2 separate regions of the Homo sapiens genome follow, and region 1 is linked to region 2. The links are chromatin contacts, found by Hi-C or POLR2A ChIA-PET in ENCODE. All regions are on one chromosome and are shown on one strand. Each heading gives the region's core, a stretch centred on a gene start or an enhancer-like site at or near the end of the contact. The rest is flanking DNA. Distances are from core to core; before and after follow the strand shown.

Region 1 (2,936 bases), core at 43-2,542, 39 kb after region 2:
TTCTCTTACTACTGCTGCTGCTATTAATATTACACCTAATATTACACCTACCACCTGGATCTAGAAGTAAGATAAATTTAAACCTTCTTCTTAAGTATGTTTAATGCATATATAATGGAAATTTAGCAGAGAACCATTCCTACCACACTTCTTTTTTTTTTTTTCCTTTGAGATGGAGTCTTCCTTTGTCACCCAGGCTGGAGTGCAGTGGTATGATCTCAGCTCACTGAGACCTCCACTTCCCAGGTTCAAGCGATTCTCATGCCTCAGCCACCCAAGTAGCTGGGATTATAGGCATATACCACCATGCCTGGCTAATTTTTGTATTTTTAGTAGAGACAGGGTTTCACCATGTTGGCCAGGCTGGTCTCGAACTCCTGGCCTCAAGTGATCTGCCTGCCTCAGCCTCCCAAAGTACTGAGATTACAGTCGTGAGCCACTGCACCGGGCCTCCTACCACAGCTTTGATGGCTATTAGACATGCTAGGGATTGACAGCATTGGGGAGCTGTGGCTGTCATGATTCTGGACCCAGCATTAGGATTTTTGCTGTCCAAGAAAGAGAGATTCACTCTGCAAGTTTTGGGTTGCTTTTAAGAATGATAATACAAGTAGAACAGAACGCATTCCATCCCTGAACTACTAAAATTGTTGAGATGAATAAATATGAGAAAAGTTTGAAAACAATCTGAAAAATTAATCAAGAAGGGATAAGCTTGAGCTTTATACAATTTAAAGCAGCATGATTTAAAAGGTGAAAAATACCCTCTCTTATTATAACTTAAGTATAACTAAGAAAGTATAGATCCTAGTTTCACATTTTCATAGTGAAATTTTACATTAGGTTCAGATGCAAAGTGAAAACAATAAAAGTAGAAGTAGACATTTTCAAAAGACACTGGGAGAAGAAAGTAGGACGGATGGAGAGAATGGTGGGGAATCCACACCAGCTGCCTAGATGGGATGGTTGCTCCTTCATGCTTTTCTAGATGAGTCATTCTGATGGCAGCTGGGAGATCCCCAGGAGCTGGCATGTCTTCCCTGGGCTTCAAACCCAGATCTGTCTACCTTTTGTCTGTGCTGTTTCTCCTACACCACACTATTAAGTCTATGGAATAAATGAATGAGTGGATGGAAGATATAAATAGGAGGGTGGGTAACTACCAGTGGGTAGTGTTACTGAGGGAGAGTATTCCCTCCTTGTTTAAATGGTTTCTGCACTTGAAGTTTGCAAAGCTCTTCCCTCCCAACAGCCTCTGCTGTGGTAGGATGACTCAGCACAAGAATTAAGGCAGAGAGAAACACAGCTCCCTGGATCCTTCTCCCCAAGAGGCCAACATTGTGTGATCTGAGGTTTGCTCAGGGAGATACTGGCCCACAAATACCTCTTCAGCCTGAGATGCCAAAACAGGGTGCTATTCCTAGAAACTTCTCGTAGAAATACAAATGCCCCAAGTTAGCTAGGTAATATATCAAGCTAGTTTTAGTTATCGAAACTCTGAATTTGGATTAGGTTTTTTTTGGTGGGGGGAGGCGGTTAGCTAGTCTAACAAACTTTAAGGAAGTTTCACAGGCTCACGGTACTGACACGAGATGAGTTTTGTGGGGAAGTTAGACTGCTTGGAGTCTGGAAAGGCAGATTCCAGGAGGGGAATAGTCAAGGGATATTTGGGGGTTAAATATCCTACTCATATGACTTAACCTCAGCCACTTTGGTTTTGTCATTTGAAAAAAGAGGATTCTAACACTAAGAAAGAACTGGATTGCTGTATGGATGATATGAGGCAGTGCATATAAAGTGCTTAGCCCAATTGTGGGGACTCAGTAAATTATTATAATAAATTAAATTGTTATTACAATACACCACAGGTTTCTGGAAGGTCCAAGGCCCTAGCAGTCTTTTCCAGACATCTCAATGTCAATTCAGAATGACTAGTTCACGGTGCATAGTTCCTTCTGTACAGAGTTGGTTGTGTGGGCAAGCCTGCATAAATGTGAAAATCATGGAGCAAATGAGGAAACACATCTCTTCACATCTCCTTTAGCACTTTATCGCTCTGATATCATGGCTCACTTTCTGTCTTGTAATAAGGTATTTCTATATTTGTCTTAGAAACAGGCTTCATGTCCGATTCATTTTTGTGTCTTATGCAGTTCCAGCAAGGTGCGAATGGTATATAGCATCATTTGTTCTATGGTGTTCACATTACTATTACAGTGCATTTCTGGCTGGTTACCGTGGCTCTCACACCTGTAATCCTAGCACTTTGGAGGCTCAGGTGGGAAGATCACTTGAGCCGAGGGGGTTCCAGGTTGTAGTGAGCTGTAATTCCACCCCTGCCATCCAGCATGGGCAACAGAGCAAGACCCCATCTCTAAGAAAAAAAAAAAAAGTACATTCCTTTGATTTAAATGAATAAGAAGGAATTCTCTATTGAATATGGTCAGTGATAACCATTTATCAATGAAAGAGCTATTTGGTTTTCAATCCAGTGGGTGTGGACGTGACAAAGGGAGGTTTCTAGCCATGTATTAACTTTTTAGCCAGTCTAAACAGATTTCTGCCTTGTGACTGACCATGAAGAATAAAATGAAAAAATTTCTGGCTTAGTTTCCCAGGGTTATCTTATTAATAATATTAGAAATGTTAAAAATAAGACTGTCTAATTGCCCACCAAGGACTACCTCTAAGTGAGGCACTGTGATTAAGAGGCTGGGCTCTGGAGTCTGAATTCTGGCTTTCTGGATTACCAGCCAAATGGCAATGGGCAGGTTAGGCAGTGCAACATCAGGGGACAGCATCTGCAGTGCATGGTGCATGAGTGGTATCTGCTGAAGTTACACAGGAGTGGGGGCCTGGGTAGGCCTTTATTTTCTCATTTATAAAATAGAAAAACTCGTACCTTGATGGCAGGATTAATTGAGTTAAGGTCTGTA
Region 2 (2,787 bases), core at 47-2,546:
AGGTTGATGCTGGTCAGGTACGTGTAGAAAATTATATGCAGAAAGGAGCTTAGAAACACTTGTGTTACTCAGCAATTAATTCTATTATTACTTTTTTAGGAGGACTTCTGATGTTATTACCTTTTAGTTTTGTGAATATACTGTACTTCTGAGATAAATAAATATTAATGTTCACTGATTACTACTTCAGATAAAAATACCATTTTGGTCTTCTTACCAAAGCTCTTCATTTACCTTTTTTACTTTTCATATTAGAAAACTTTCTCAAAGTTTCGCATGATTCTACATTGGTAAGCCCCTGAAAAGAAAATACTACAAAATATGTGCAATATTGTTTGTTAAATAAAATTAAACGAGTAAGCAAGAGACTGAGGTGAAATTGCAAAATGATTTTTAATAGATTATTGGAAAGGAATTTTTCCCCATTACCTAGTTAGATGACATGTTTCTTATTCTATCTTTATTCCAAGCAATCACATAGGCATTGCTGTTAATTTTATTTGCGACTACGAAAGTCACATGGATAGGTGTAATTCCTTACTCATAAGATTGTAAAATATAAATTTTGTGCCTTTGAGAGGAATATGTTTATAATTTCCTGGTAGAAGTATCTTTTATTTGTAATATGGGACTCAGCTCATTTGTTTTACTTTCTTCATCACTTGTACAACAAAGATTTAGTGAGTGTGTACCCAGTGCTAGGGATGGAGTAATTAAAAGATGAATGGTTCTGGCCTCATTAAGCTTACAATCTGATTAAGCTATAGTTCTACCTCTGTGGGTTCATAATGACATACTTTGTTATGCTACCTCTGCTGTGCTATGAAGGGGGTCTCTTGAGACCTGGCGTTCTTACCTTGTGTGCCACCGTTGTTTGCACTTGCCCACGGGACTCTCAACTTCACTGGACATTGGGTTTCCAAGTGTAATATGGGGCAGTTGTGCCTAGAGGATTTCAAGGTTTCCTCCTGTTCTTACATTTTACATAGCACAGATCCCACAGAAATATCAGTGTTTTGTATACATACTTGCATTGTTCTGTTGTCTTCAGTGCCCCATAAAGTATAACTGTAAACAACCCACAGATTTGCCCACGGACTATTTTACAAGTGAAGAAACTAGGGGACAGTGTTCTCTGAAGTGACATCCCATCTGAGGAGGCGAACCAAGATGTCTTATCTTTCGGGCGAGTGTACTGTTAAACCACACTGTTCTACTTCCCACAAAGGGGGACTTCCTTAAACAGTAACTTCACTGACCACCTCTATTCATATGTTTCCTTCCTCCTTCCCTTCTTTGGCTGTATAGATAACAAACCTTGCAACGGGTGTTCTTTTACCAGTGGTTCATTTATGTTTGTTTTTTTCCGCACTGTACCCCTGTGAGGTGTTAGGAACCCTGTGCATTTAAGTAAATTAGAATTGTGCAGAAAAGAGAGACCAGCAGAAAAAAAATATTTCTGTGAATGCTTTTATATACATATATATATATATATATATATTTTTTTTTTTTTGAGACAGAGTCTCACTCTGTCACCCAAGCTAGAGTGCAGTGGCATGATCTCTGCTTGCTGTAGCCTCCGCCTCCGGGGTTCAAGTGATTCTCATGACTCAACCTCCTGAGTAGATGGGACTACAGGTGCGTGCCACCACGCCTGGCTAAGTTTTTGTATTTTTAGTAGAGATGGGGTTTTACCGTGTTGCCCAGGCTGGTCTCAAACTCCTGAGCTCAGACAATCCACCTACCTCGGCCTCCCAAAGTGCTGGGATTACAGGCATGAGCCACTGTGCCCAGCCTGTGAATGCTTATATTAAAGAAGCTGAAAAGGGTTATGCTTAGGTGGTAAGGCTCAAGAACTTTAAAGTGAGTTTTGTTAAATGGTACATTTCATATATACTTTAAGTGATTCTTCTTAAAGAAAACTCACAAGTGACTCAAAGATGAATTTATTCACGTTCATTGTCTATCTCAACAGCAGAGAAACTGTCACAGTTGAAGACTCCTGGACATTTACTGCAATATATTTGTAATTTAGTTTAACACTTTAGAAAATAGTAAAGTAAGCTCATTTTTGGGTTAACTTATCCTGACTAGGACTGATTGTAGTACAATATAAGGATAAATAGTAAAACTTTGAATTTTCTTGGAAAATGATGAGCAGCTTGATGCTAATGATCAGATATAATTAAAAAAATTTTTTTTGAACCTCAGAGTGATTTTTTTATTTTCAGACTTCACAATCACTTTCTAATGATAGGTGTTCTGATGAAAATATCTGCAGGAAACAAGACCAAAATTCACTGGATGAGATAATATATTTCTTGAAGTTCTAGAATCAGCTTATCAGCTGTATTCTGTTCCTTCTTAGTTGTAGGAAACTTTAGCTGTGGTCTAGGTCCATCTCTGAGTTTACAGAATTTCTGTGAAGTTAGGGAGTGAGAGACTAAGAGGATGGACTCTTGTGCCAGATTATCTGGGTTCAAATTCTAAATCTGTTACTTATTAATTGCATGACCTAGGACAAATTACTTAATCTCTCTGTGTCTCACCTTTAAACTGGGGAGAATAATAATACTTCCCTCATAGGAGTTTTTGAGGGGTAAATGGATCAGTATAGATAAAGTGGCTAGGATAGGTCCTGGTAGGTAAGTGCATGTAAGCAGCTGTTATTATTATATACATAAGGTAGGTTGCATTGTTGCCCATTGTGTCTTTACATGTTTCAGTCTTTGCTCTTGCCTCTGTTTTTTCCCAGATATCAATGCATTTGCAATGAGTGTAATTGTG

Evidence for each region. Hi-C counts contacts between places; a loop is a spot of excess contacts on that map. ChIA-PET counts read pairs that join two places held with the same protein, here RNA polymerase II (POLR2A). Pooled maps may share reads with other maps.
Region 1: a loop to region 2 is called in a map with no recorded cell type, with 4 times the contacts of the local background. The contact joins two enhancer-like sites. A Hi-C loop is called at or near these places in 1 of 168 maps with a recorded cell type or tissue (endothelial cell of hepatic sinusoid), 7 of 37 single-sample maps with no recorded cell type and 5 of 50 pooled maps. POLR2A ChIA-PET finds 5 or more read pairs at or near these places in 7 of 52 experiments (B cell, GM12878, PC-9 and 4 more).

Annotation. Positions count from the first base shown.
Region 1 is chr4:48,171,892-48,174,827 of GRCh38, reverse strand. The region is part of intron 3 of TEC (tec protein tyrosine kinase); the gene reads left to right. Among named protein-coding and RNA genes, the nearest start is that of TXK, 39 kb to the right of the region's middle. Within about 2 kb of position 1,292, at least 6 of the 41 ENCODE cell types and tissues checked have a DNase peak (open chromatin) inside an H3K27ac peak, as active enhancers do; they include GM12878, where a contact is called at or near this core.
Region 2 is chr4:48,210,825-48,213,611 of GRCh38, reverse strand. All of the region lies in intron 2 of TEC (tec protein tyrosine kinase), which reads left to right. Among named protein-coding and RNA genes, the nearest start is that of TEC, 58 kb to the left of the region's middle. RefSeq lists enhancers at 1,063-1,112, 1,133-1,192, 1,723-1,782. Within about 2 kb of position 1,296, at least 3 of the 41 ENCODE cell types and tissues checked have a DNase peak (open chromatin) inside an H3K27ac peak, as active enhancers do; they include GM12878, where a contact is called at or near this core.